Regions from separate parts of the Homo sapiens genome. Here region 2 is linked to region 1. Evidence: read pairs that join two places in POLR2A ChIA-PET (ENCODE). Cell type or tissue: MCF 10A. All regions are shown on one strand. Links, peaks and the distances in the headings refer to the core of each region. The heading gives the core; the rest is flanking DNA.

The links. ChIA-PET counts read pairs that join two places held together with the same protein. Peaks named below come from ENCODE experiments on the same cell type or tissue, not always from the same donor. Only the 100,000 strongest peaks of a DNase experiment are listed, where the experiment ranks them.
Region 2: POLR2A ChIA-PET joins it to region 1 with 14 read pairs; 3 of 35 experiments call an interaction of 5 or more read pairs at or near these places.

Annotation. Positions count from the first base shown.
Region 1 is chr5:141,219,493-141,227,808 of GRCh38, reverse strand. PCDHB14 (protocadherin beta 14) reads right to left here and starts at 4,466. Exons shown (of 1, transcript NM_018934.4): 1 at 50-4,466. The coding sequence starts at 4,303. The coding sequence ends at 1,907. It also overlaps PCDHB@. In MCF 10A, for the core only: a CTCF peak has its summit at 4,526 (motif pointing left); a DNase peak (open chromatin) is centred at 4,498.
Region 2 is chr5:141,520,203-141,525,175 of GRCh38, reverse strand. DIAPH1 (diaphanous related formin 1) reads left to right here. Exons shown (of 28, transcript NM_005219.5): 27 at 947-1,033. LOC124901091 (a long non-coding RNA gene) reads right to left here. Exons shown (of 2, transcript XR_007058971.1): 2 at 4,540-4,973. Among named protein-coding and RNA genes, the nearest start is that of PCDHGC5, 34 kb to the right of the region's middle. RefSeq lists an enhancer at 3,660-3,954. In MCF 10A, for the core only: no CTCF peak of the experiment used is centred there; a DNase peak (open chromatin) is centred at 3,785.

The DNA of each region.
Region 1 (8,316 bases), core at 3,456-5,955:
AGCACAGTTTTGCCTCTTATGACTCTGAGGGAAAAAGGGGACCCAAATATTCTTTTCAGGATTTTATTGTTTAAATGTCAATTTTAAGAAATCCACACAACAAATAACTACTTGTTACAACGAAAAATAAAATCAGTGATAATTGCATAAAGTAGAGGGAAGAAATCTAAGGAAACTGGAATTTGTTTCACCTATTTCACAATGGCAAGTGAAATTCCATTTTACTACATCATCTGGTCTATAATAGTATTTAATCTTGTAAGAGCAATTTCAAAATGTATATGTACACCAGCCCTATATCCATACTACATTCCAGTTATCAAAATCTCTATCTATAATCTTCTATAGAACTTTCTTTTAGAGCTGAGATATAATATGTTACATGATGAGGCAACTATAAACCATAAATGCCTACCCATTCCTTCTTTGTAGGCATCTGAGAGAGGCCACAAAGTGTTAATGATGTTTTATATTTACTCAATAATTAATAGGAAAGTGAAACTAAATCATTTCTTTAACAGTTTGAATCTTCATTTCAATTTCTTATGAAGTTCTTGCTTTGTACTCATCTGATGGAAGGCTATTTTACCCAGGATAAGACCCTAAATTATTTTCTGCTTTAGTAATAAACAACACAAAATTTAAGCTAGTAAACACGGTGTATTTAAAGAAAACTAGGCCAGACGTAATGGCTCATGCCTGTAATCCTAGCACGTTGGGAGGCCAAAGCAGGTGGATCACTTGAGTTCAGGAGTTCGAGACTAGCCTGGGCCACATGGCAAAACTCCATCTCTACCACATATACAAAAATTTAGCTAGGCATCGTGGCGGGTGCCTGTAGTTTGAGCTATTTAATAGGCCGAAGCAGGAGGATTGCCTGAGCCCAGGATGTCGAGGCTGCAGTGAGCCAAGATCCTGCCACTACTCTCTAGCCTGGACAACAAAGTGAGACTTTGTCTCAAAAAACAAAAACAAAAAACTAGCTAAGGCGGGCAGATCGCTTGAGCCAAGGAGTTCCAGACCAGACTGGGAAACATGGCAAGATTCCATCTGTACAAAAAAAATACAAAAGAATTAGCCAGGCCGTAGTGGCCTGTGCTGGTGATCCAGCTACTCAGGAGGCTGAGGCAGGAGAATCACCTGAACCCAGGAAGTCAAGGCGGCAGTGAGCCATGATGGTGCCACTGCATTCCAGCCAGGTCAATGGAATGAGACCCTGTCTCAAAAAACATAAATAAATAGAATTAAATTAAGAAAACCAAAGAGTGACAGCAAAGCCCAGAGCATTATAAGACTCTTCCTCCACAACAGGATTATCAACAAAAGCAGTTACAGAAAAAATTACTTAAGAAATTAATAATTTCCAATGTGACCACTTAAGTTTCATCATAAAGTAAATATTTGAAAAACTAATAAGGTTCTCCAGAACTGAAAATGGAGGGATAGCATCTTTGTTACCCTTTCTAAAGAACATTTTCAGAGAGAATAGTGGGATAAACGCACTACATTTTCGACCCAGATTCAGCAACGCTTTTTATTTTTATTTTATGCTTTGATGGTGTCTAGATTTAAGTTACATATATAATGACATTAGCTCTTAATACTTTAGTTTGCATATCCAAATAATTGAGAATATGGTCTTGCATAATACCATTATCACAGCAAAAATAGCAATAACTCCATTAATATAACATTTTGGCCAAATAAATGAAAAACCAGAAAACACAGATTACATTTCCACGTCATTATAGCCACTAATAAAGATTTTTAAAGAAACTGTGAGAAAAACAAGAGCTATAATCATGCATGCAACTACAGTACAACCAAGAATCCACAAAAGATTATGCAAAAAGTACCATCAGCTTGCCAAGAATAACCAAAAATTAGACATTTAAAATAAATTGTTTTATTGAATGTTAAGTCCAAAGCTATTTCGAAAGTTCTCGATTTCCCCCATATTCCTACCAGTGTCATGAACTTGAAAATTGGGGATAATCGGCTTCAGAAATTTGAACTCATTTGTCCCGGAACCTCCTGTCAGACACACCTCGTATTGGTAGCTCTGGGACAGGGTCCCGGTGCCGCTCACGTCCACCAGATGCCCTGGAAAGGGACCCTCGGGCACCGAGCAGCGACCCACCGAGGCCGCCCTGCTCCTCCTGCACAGCCGCACCGCCACGAACAGGAGCACCGAGAAGAGGAAGAGCGACGACACCGAGGCCAATGCCACCACCAGGTAGACGGTGAGGGAGTCGGCCTGGGCCTGGGCCGGGGCCGCCTCAGGGAGCGGCAGGTAGGGCTGGGAGAAGCCGTCCACCAGGAGCACGTGCAGCGTGGCGGTGGCCGAGCGAGGAGGCTCGCCATTGTCCTTGACCAGCACCACCAGCCTGTGCTTGGCCGCGTCGCGCTCGCTCAGCAGCCTGGCGGTGCGCACCTCGCCATTGTGCGCCCACACGCCGAACAGCCCGGGCTCCGTGGCCTTGAGCAGCTGGTACGACAGCCAGGCGTTCTGGCCCGAGTCGCCGTCCACCGCCACCACCTTGGTCACCAGGTAGCCCGGCTCGGCCGCCCGGGGCACCAGCTCGGTGCAGGGCGCGGAGCCGTTCTGCAGCGGGTACAGCACGAAGGGCGAGTTGTCGTTGGCGTCCAGCACCAGCACGCGCACCAGCGCCTCGCTGCTCAACGCCGGGGACCCGCGGTCTGTGGCGCCCACGCGAAACTCGAACTCCTGTAGGGCCTCGTAGTCCAGCGACCTGAGGGCAAACAGGTGGCCATTGTCCGCGTTGATGGAGACCAAGGAGGCGAGGGGCAGGTGCCGGTCCTGGGGCGGCAGCAGCGAGTAGTTGACCTGGGCGTTGGTGCCTGAGTCTCTGTCTGTGGCGCTGACGCTGCCGATGTGCAGGGCGGGGCTGTTGTTCTCGCGGACGAACAGGGTGTAGGAGGTTTGGGTGAAGGTGGGGGCGTTGTCATTGACGTCAGAGAGCAGCACGGTTATGTTGTACTCGGTTTTCAGCCTGGGTGTCCCCAAGTCTGTGACGGTGATCGTGATGTTGTACTCGGCTTGGCTCTCTCTGTCCAGTGCTTTTTCAGAAACTAGAGTGAAAAAGTTCTTGAAGGTCGGTTTCAGGAAAAAAGGGAGGTTATCTTGAATAGAGCAAATCATCCTCCCATTGTCTCCAGAGTCTTGGTCTAGGATACTAAAAAGAGCTACTAGGGTCTCTGAGGCATTCTCTGGAATTCTCTTTGTAATCGACGATATGGTCACTTCTGGTGGGTTGTCGTTTATATCCATAACTTTAACTAGAAGGGTGCATTTTCCTGAAAGACCCCCACCATCTGTTGCCTGAATATTTATAGTGTAGGACTGTATTACTTCAAAATCCAGGGGTGATCTCAAATTAACTTCCCCAGATATTGGATTAATTTCAAATGTTTTACGAATATCTTCTGATGCATGGAAAAATGTGTAAGATATTTTTCCATAGTTTCCTGCATCCAGATCCTTAGCTGAGATGGTGGCAATCCAGGAGCCAAGGGGTCTGTCCTCGGGGACTTGCACCTCATAGAGACTCTGAGGAAACTCAGGGGCATTATCATTGATGTCCAACACCTTGATGAGAACCAAAGTTGTCCCAGACTTGGGCGGGGATCCACCATCCACTGCTGTGAGTGTTAATCTGAGTTCAGCTTCCTGTTCATAATCTAAAGCTCTATCTAGGACCAGCTCTGGGTATATCTTTCTGTCACTACTGTCGGGAATTTTAATGTAGAAGTGAGAATTGGGGCTAATTGTGTAGTTTTGGAGACTGTTGCTTCCGACATCCAAATCTTGAGCACTCTCCATTAGAAAGGTAGCTCCAACAGTGGTACCTTCTGATATTTTAATAAGTATTTCCTTGTCTAGAAATGTAGGGGAGTGATCATTTATGTCTTTGACACACAGCTCAAACCGAAAAAACTGTAAAGGGTTTTCCAAAACCACCTGAAAATGCAGCACACAGGGCTCGGTGGAGCCACACAGCTCGTCTCGGTCTAGTTTCTCATTTAGGAGCAAATTCCCAGTCAGCAAATCAAGGTGCAAATACTTTTTATTATCATCAGACACTACCCGGGCTTCACGTGAAGACAGCTCCTCCACCCCCAGCCCTAGGTCCCTCGCTAGATTAGCCACAAAAGAGCCAATTTCTGTTTCCTCTGCCACAGAATAGTGTGCAGATTCAGTACCTGCCCGAGACAATCCCAGCAAAACAAGGAATATTAGAACTTGCCTTTTTCGCAGATCGAGTGCCCCTCTGATCTCCATGGTTCCTTTAGGCAATCTCTTGTGGAAAAACTGAAGCTCAGCCGTAATTTTGGAAGCTGAAGCTCTGGTTTTTAACAGGAACCCCCTGGAGAGTGTATCCTCCAGCAGCTCTGTAGGCGAAGCTCCTTTAATGCCTGTCTTTTCAGTGGGTTGGATGCTTTCTGTTCTCCTGAATAGCGAAGCTCACCGTGCCAGCCTATGTACTGTTTTCGTCTTATCCTGTAGCGCCACCATGTGTCTCCATGTTTTTTTTTTCATTAAAAAAGTTTTCCTCTTTGAAAAAGTAATTCATAAATACATCCGGAACATTCGAAACAAATCCCAGACATCATTTTTTTTCCTTTAAATACTTCACTAAGTATTTTTAATAGGTAAGGCCTTCTAAAAGATAATTGTAATAAAACGTTCACAATCAACAACTTGAGCAATAATTCCTTGGTGTAATTTATACTGCATTTGGTTTTCCCCAGTTCTCTCCAAAATGTCCTTTGCTGTTGGTTTGTTTGAATTTGAATCCAGAAAAGTCCATACACTGCATTATCACTGTTTTGAATGCTCGGCACTAAAGGATCTGTTAAAATATTCTGAACTGAAGAAATAATTTTTTATTTAAGTCATTTCTCGAGTAATTACAAATATATTATCTCCTTCACTCTTGTAAATACTTGTTGTCAGCTATAGTTGGTAATATCATTACTTTTTTCACTTTTATATTTTAAAAATATAAAGAAGGACATGGCACAAATAAGTTAGAGATAATTCTTGCTCTTACAGAGCTCACAAGCTAGAAAAATTGGCAGACAAGTAAACGAAGTATGTCATAATGTATGCATTTATAAAAAGTAATATAGAAATACCTAGAAAAGACTTCTTGTACCTAGGAGGCTGCATACCTTAGTGCTTGGGAATATGGGATCTGGAACCAAATTATCAATATTAGAATCCTGGTTATGTGACTTACTATCTATAAGCTTGGGCAAGTTATAGATACCTTTGTTTCCTCACCTGTAAAATGGGGTAATAATATTTGTCTCCTATGATTATTATCGTAGGCATCTAATGAATTAATATTTACAAAGTGGTTTGTAAGTGCTGGTTAAGTGTCTGTCAAAAATAAAATAATTAAGATCAAAGTCGGACTTGGGACATCAGTGAAAGCTTTCCTGAGGTAATGAAAAATACATTGTGATCTGAAGGAACTAGCCAGGAGAAGGAGGAATATTTCAGATGGGCATTTTGAGGAACACAGAGAAATGAAGTATGCCTTGGACTTTAAAAACTATGGAAGGGGAGGGTCTAACAATGAAATTAGGGTTAAAAGCATGGTGAGAACATGAATCATTATACAGGTCATATCATGCATTCTTGAATTTATCCTAAAGGTAATTCAAGTACAAAGATGGGTTTTAAATATCTGATTAACATGATTACATCTGCATTTTAAAAAATCAGTTTGGCTGCAGTATGGAGAATTAATTTCAGGGGGAGTGACTGGAGAATCAAGGAGATCAGATAAGAGATGATGATCTGGATGAGGATAATGCCAGTGTGGATGGAGAGAAGAGGGATGAATAGAAAGGTATGAGGAGATGAAATGTTTTCAACTGTTGGTTGATAGGTTGCATGGGGAGAAAAATGGGAAAGACTCAGAGATGATATCACACCTCTGGACTGGGCATCTGGATGACTAGTGGTGTCATTCACTAGGACAGGGAATGCTAAAAAAAAACATGATTGGGGTGGAAAAAGATGAAGTGTTCAGTTTTGAACATGCTGATATTGAGGTAAGTGCCTGTAGGATGTGTGTTTGCGTGGTGGTGGGGTGTGTGTGTGTGTGTTTGCATATAACCAAAGCATAGGAAATAAATCTGAGCTGGCAATATGAACTGTGGTGTGTATATATGTATATATATAGAGAGAGACAGAGAGAGACAGAGAGAGAGAGCATATATATAGCATATATATAGAGAGAGAGCATATATATAGCATATATACAGAGAGCATATATATAGCATATATATATATATAGCATTCATGGTTTCAATCACCATATATATATATATATATATATATATACACACCATGAATGCTCTAGGATAACCAAGCAAAAGTGTGTCAAATAAGTATAAAAGAGGCTTGGCACAGAACTCTGAGAAACATCTTCATTTAGAGGAGACAGGGCAAGAAGTATATTTGAAAAGATAAAGAAGGCTCAGAGTTCAAAATCATGAAATCAAAAGCAAATAGCATTTTAAGGAGATAAGGAAGATCAATGGCTGCAAATGCTTCAGAAAAATCAAGAAAAATAAGTATGACAATTATCCAGTGGGCTTAAAAAGATGGTCATTGTGGAGGATTCTGATAGATGTCTGACAAAATCTGTTTTCCTTTGCTTCTATAGTAATAGAACTGTGCCCAGGTATGTGGCCATGAAGGTAGATTGCCCATCCCAGCCTCCCTTGTATTTGAGTGTGGCCAAGTGAATTAAGTTCTCACAGATGGATTGTGAGCAGAATTTCTGTCTTCCCCTTCCAGTTATAGAACAGAAATCATCTGGATATGCCTCTTTCTTCCAAGCGAGCTAGAACCCAGATGTGACAGTGACCCAGCTACAGCCATGCAGATTATATTGCCATAGGGAATGTTGAAGAAATTACTTGAAAGAAAATTTGGTTTCAGAAGGACTGTGAGGATGAAAGCTGCCCTACCTACCTAATAATTTTTACATTGGTACTGTCATGTGAAAAAGAGAGACATGTTTACAAGCCACTGTGTCATTGCATCACATTGGTTCCACAGTATAATCTTAACTTATATGGAAATCTTTGATAACATTTGCAATAGCAGTTTCAGTAGAATGGTTGTGATGAAAATTAGATTGTACTTCGGTGCAAAGTGAGGCGGATGAGGAAGCAAAAATGAGGTAAACCGCTCTTTCAACAATTTTTTTTTTGAGACAGGGTCTCAGTCTGTCACCCAGGCTCACTGGCTCACTGCATCCAGGCTCTCAAGAAATTTGTAAAGAATGAAAAGGCTGTAAAAGGAATAAGAAATACATTGGTATCTGGAGAAGAATTCAGACTCAGAGAGTATTTTAAAGACTAGAGAAACTTGAATATATTTAAAATGCCAATGTGTAATGTTCAGTAGGGAAGGAGAAAATTAAGATACAGAAGGGATAATGCAAGTCCCCTAGAAAGGTTGTTAAAGATGGGATCCAGGCAATGTATGAAGTGTTTGGATTTAGACCAGTGGGACGGACCTCAGCAGGTGAAAAGTATAGATACAGATGCTGTTAAAGCTGTGGAGTAGGGGACAGGAAAATGAATTTCTAGCTGATGGATTCTATTTTCTCAATAAGGTATCAGGCAAGTTCATCGGATAAAAGGGGGTATCTAAGTGGTAGGGTAAGAAGTTTAAAGTAAGATACGTAGGTTTAAAATAGTTGTTGTGGAGCGTAGAAGAGAAAGCTCGTTAGAAAAATTATAAAAGGAGTTCTTGGTCTCAGAAGCCCAATTAGGTTTGAATATTATACATTTATAGTGGCAGTGGTATTGCTAATTTTGTAAGTTTGGTCTTATAGAGTGCAGCACCCCATGTGTAAGAGAGGAGGAGGACTATATTCATCTGGGCTGGAGTTTCATCAGGTGGTTTTAGTGAAGGAAAATTGAACAAGGGAATTGAGAATATGGGCATGAGAGCAACTGGGAGTGGTAAACCAGGAAATCAGCTGAATAGGAAGGAAATTAAAACAGGAGCGTTTGATAGGTAGTAACAGCACCATGGAATGGAGCTCTGATAAGGTCAAAGACAAGATGTGATAGAAACAGCAGAATGAGAAGGTTATAGGCATAGACAATTGTGCACTCAGAGGGAGATAGCTGAAATTATTATATCATAGAACAGTTTCTTGGTGGGGAAAAAGTACAATATGTAGCCAGGGCATTAATGACTGAAAAACAGGAGTAGAGGTAAAGACTTAGGGACTGAGAGGCCATGTTGTTAGATTAATC
Region 2 (4,973 bases), core at 2,249-4,748, 300 kb before region 1:
TGTAAAGCAATTTCCTTGCCCTTAGTTGTAAGCCACAACTTCGTAATGCTATTAAAGCCCACACCAAGTATCCTTCACCTTCCCCTGGGACTCCAGGGTTTGTCCCCAGGTACTGGCTAGGATGCAGTGGGGGAAGGTGGAGTCCCGCTGACATGTGGGATGAGGGCTGCACACGGTCAACAGGTGGCGTAATGGACCTTGCCCAGTTTCCAGTACCCGGGTCAAGCAAATGAGGGTGGAATGTAGGTCAGCTGCACTGGTGATGCTCAGCCAGCAGGTGGCGCTGGGAGCAGTGAGCCCCAGCCTTGGATCTGGCAGCCTATGGACTTTTTGGGATTTCACAGTTTCAGATTTCACTATCCTAAGCTGTTGTCATGGAAACCGAGCCAGGCTAGAACAAGGATTCTACATTAACTCTTTGTATTCCAGCCAGGCTGCTCCTCTTAGATGCAGAGGACTTAGACATCAGGAAGACTTAGCCACTGGAGGCAGTACTTCAGGAAAGTGCACTCTTTGATCAGTGGTCTTTCCTCGGCCCTGCTCTGAAACCTAACCAGGCAAAACACTTTAGGATAAAAGGGAGTGATATAGTTGCTTAGTAATTTCACAATCGTAGTCTCTACTTATCCTGGTCTTGGAGTTGGGCAGTTGTATAATTTTGTTGCTAGTCCTGATTGGGGTGGGGAGGATGGCATTGCGGGAAAATATCCCAAGGTCTGCATTGGATAATAGGCAATGAGATCTTTTGTTTTAACCATTTTTTAGCAGATACAAGTAAACATGAGCGTGTGAGACTTAAGGCTGAGCTCTCTTTGCCTCTTCTTAGCTGCCAGCTGCTGTGGGAGAGGGGAAATCAAGCAATAGCCATTCATTTTGTGTGGGGCTTGATATTTGCCATGCTGCTCTGGCTGAAGAGTTCACATCTCCATCTTGTTCTTTATAACAGAGGGCGATGAGACAGGTGTGATGGACAGTCTTCTAGAAGCCCTGCAGTCAGGGGCAGCATTCCGACGGAAGAGAGGGCCCCGTCAAGGTAAGTAAGCACATGGAGCTCATCCTGGGTGTCGAAGGGGGTGAGGGCTCTCTACTCCTGCCAGTCTGCGGCTAAAGAGCAAATAATGATGCTCTAAGCATCTTTTTAGTCCCTGCATCCAGAACGGATTATCTAGTCCTCTTCTTCCCATGTTACAGAGTAGCGACTTAGAAAACTGGGGTTTAAGGGACTGGCAATAAATCAGTTACATTGGATTATGCCGCATTTCTCCCCACTCTTGAAGCAGATATTTGGAACAAAGGAACTGAGCTGCAGGACCCAGGGATTTGAGTTGGCATTTGTGTGTATGAACAAAAGTTGATCTAAATACAAAATGTATATTAGATATAGATTGAAATTCAAAGAAAAAATAAGTCAGAGTCCTTACTCTGGACTTCACAAGCAGAAGACATACGTAGAGAGAACTAATAATAGAAAGTATAAAATTTTGTAGACAGGTTTAGGCATCATTATTCCCAGATAGAAAAATATAGAGGAGCATCTCAGTTGAAGGATTATGCCGTGTCTGAAAACTACCTTTTCCTTGAGTGCAGTTAGCCTCTATTGCCCTTGCCTTCCCCATCACTGCCCTGCAATCTCCTTTCATGTCCTTTGGAAGATCTAAGTGGATTACATTGAGCTAGAGATTCTAAAAAGAATTATGGAGCTAGGACAAGTGATCCAGGCATTAGTATGGGAAAAGATTAATGAATAAGTTCCCTTTCAGGGAAGCTTACAGTGGCCAAGAGACTAATTCAAAGGAAGGTATAGGCAAGTCTGCCCCTCATGTGGAGTTGACCTGCACTATCGTGTCTAGTGAAGGTCTTTTGAGGCTAGGAGTGGTGGCTTCTTTACTAATTTGAAGAGTGGGAATTACAAAAAAAGGCATCATTAGAGGTTTCTACTTCAGAGGGACTTAAATCTATGTTCCCTGTTTCCTGGCTGTTGCATTGTGTAGGCCCATTTGATAGTTATACTTTGAGATTATTGTAAACAGAAGGAGTTAACACAGCTTGCTTTGGCCAGTGCTTAGCTATTAATACAGTGGTATCTGTAGGGCCTGTAGTACCTGCCACAGCCTGGAAAGGGGGACCTTAGAGCATGCTAGCCTATGTAAACTCAGTATTCTGGCCCAACAACAGCCATCACTGTGAGTTTCATCTGTAATGGCTGGCTGCCCATTTCTACCTATACTCTGAATAACCAGAGTGATACTCCCTTCTGAGGGTTCTCTTGTATGACTTCAGAATGTTCCCCAAACTGAAAGCTCCCGAGTCAAAGTTCTTACCCATTTTCTGGCATTCTCTGAGTACAGGCTTTCTAAAGCGTGGGGAGAAGTGGATATGAAGAGCTGAGTACTCTCTGGGCTCGAGCATTTAGTCTTATAGATAGGTGTTTGCAAGGAGAGTACAGCTAGAGGTACTATTACTCCTGTATTTTGTCTTTATAGGTTCTTACAACATTATTTCCTACTGACCACACAAGGTGATGTGGCCTTAACATTAAGCATTTCTAGCCTTACAAAAATACATTGCATCTTATTGTTTTTTTTTTTTTTTTTTTTGACCCCGTCGGCTAAGTGCCTGCATCAGAATTTTGGTGGGGAATTCCCTTTTAAGCCTCTTCCTGTGGAACTATACTAGAATCCCAGATGCTTCCTGTCCACAGGTAGCCAGACATCAGTGGCTTCCCTCTGCTGGGGAAGCCCCATTCTTCACTTCTTTCCAAGTAGAAAATCAGAACTCACAGGTGGAGGAAGGAGGAATTTTGTTGGAAACTAACCTTCCAGCAGAGGACCTGAATTAGTCAAAGTACTCTCTCCCATGCAAGAGGGAATAGGAGGAGACTTATACTAGGAGATACTAAATTGGAAAGTAGGTGAAATGACAATTACATATATTTTAAGTGGCTCTAGCCTATAAGCTTATCTTTCTAGGCTCTGGGTCCACTAAATACACTTGAATATATCTGGGAGAATCTCAAGGGAGACATTTGTAGTTATTCTGGTAACTCTTTAGACCCTGGTGCATTCACATCATGTAAAGTGATGTGATGCGGTCTCACATTAAACAGGAGGATAGCCATCAGAGTAGATTACAAAGAACACAGGGCTAGGTAGGGATCAAAAGACCTAAAGTCACATCTAGTTCTGATGCTGTCTGTGTTATCCTAAGCAAGTCACTTAATGTTTCTGGGACTCAGTTCCTCAGGTATAAAATGAGAGTTGGACTAGAATGAATGGTCTGCAGGGTCCCTTCCAGCTCTAATATTTTTTTTGTGCAGTGACAACAGGATTAAGAGGAGAGAGAGGCTGGACTTAGATGGCCCCATTCTCAAAATACAAAGGCTCCACTGGCTATAGGTTTCTCTATGCAGCTACTGAATTTGGCTGTTCCACCCCTTGCCTGGCTGTCTCTGACTATTCCTCTTGGCTGATTGCTTTGAGCTAAAAAAACAGAGGCACTGTGGAACATATCTGCCTCATAGCCCTCCTTTTTTCCAGAGAGGCAGCTGTCCCTATTCAAAGACACTAGCTTTTTCCCTAGAATTTAAAGGAATGTTAAATTCTTCCGGTCTCTGGAGACCTGGGGGAGTGACCAGTATACAAAGACTCATTGAGGAGTTGGAAGAGGAGAGTTACTATCAGGCTTGGTTCATTAAAAGCAACATGTAAACTCCTGTGATCCGCAGGGTGTGGGAGAACAATGGTTGGAGTGTCAAGGGGAAGAATCCATGTGATTGTATTACAGCTGCTATTTCAGGCCCATGATTGAGTCAGCTTGTGGTTTTAATGACTCAACTTTATCTCCATGTCTGAATTGTGGCCTCTTGTATACAAGTCATTTGCTCACTGGGATAAAAGCCAAGGGAAGAAAGAAATTCAACTCTTCCTTTCCTTCCCTCTACCATTTCCCAGCTTCCCTATAAGCTCCATCCATCTAACAGAACCATAGAGTTGGAAAGACTCTAAAGACTTCCAGTGATTAGTATCTAACCTTCTCATAGGGAAAGGGATTAAAACCAGATAAGGTGACTAACACGGTGAAACTCTGTCTCTACCAAAAATACAAAAAATTAGCCGGGCGTGGTGGCAGGCACCTGTAGTCCCAGCTACTCAGGAGGCTGAGGCAGGAGAATGGCATGAACCCAGGAGGCGGAGCTTGCAGTGAGCCGAGATTGCGCCACTGCACTTCAGCCTGGGTGACAGAATGAGACTCCATCTCAAAAAAATAAAAATAAAAAACAGATAAAGTCTTGCCCAGGTCTACATGGCTAATGACAGAGCACTGTAGCCCACTTTTGTGACTCCAAGTCCAGGCCTGTTTCCCCTCAGCCTGCGTGATTGAACAGGAGACAGCAGTGAACCCACAGTATGGGCCGGAAATATTCTTTCATACCTTCCAGCAAGGAGAGTCGGACATAATGACATTGCTTCAGGAAGGTGCTCTCATGACCACCTGTGTTAGTCTATTTTGTATTATTATAAAGAAATACTGGAGACTGGGTAATTTATAAAGAAAAGGGGTTTATTTGGCTGACAGTTCTGCAGACTGTAGAGAAAGCATGGCGCCAGCATCTGCTGTTGAGGCCTCAGGAAGCTTCCAATCAAGGGGGGAGAAGGTGTATCACAAGGCGGAAGTGGGAGCTAGAGAGATGCCAGGCTCTTTTAAACAACCAGTGCTTGTATGAGCTCATTACTGTGGGGAGGGCACCAAGCCACTCATAAGGGATCCACCCCATGACCCAAGTGCCTCCCACTAGGCCCCACCTCCAACATTGTAGTCCACATTTCAGCATGAGGTTTGGAGGGGTCATACATCCAAACCATATCACCTCCTATCTAGAGAAGGTTGCTAAGAATATTTCCTGTACCACTGCTTATTCTCCCCCCTACTTTTGTAAATAGGACAAGAAACATAATTAGCAGAGTTTGAGACAA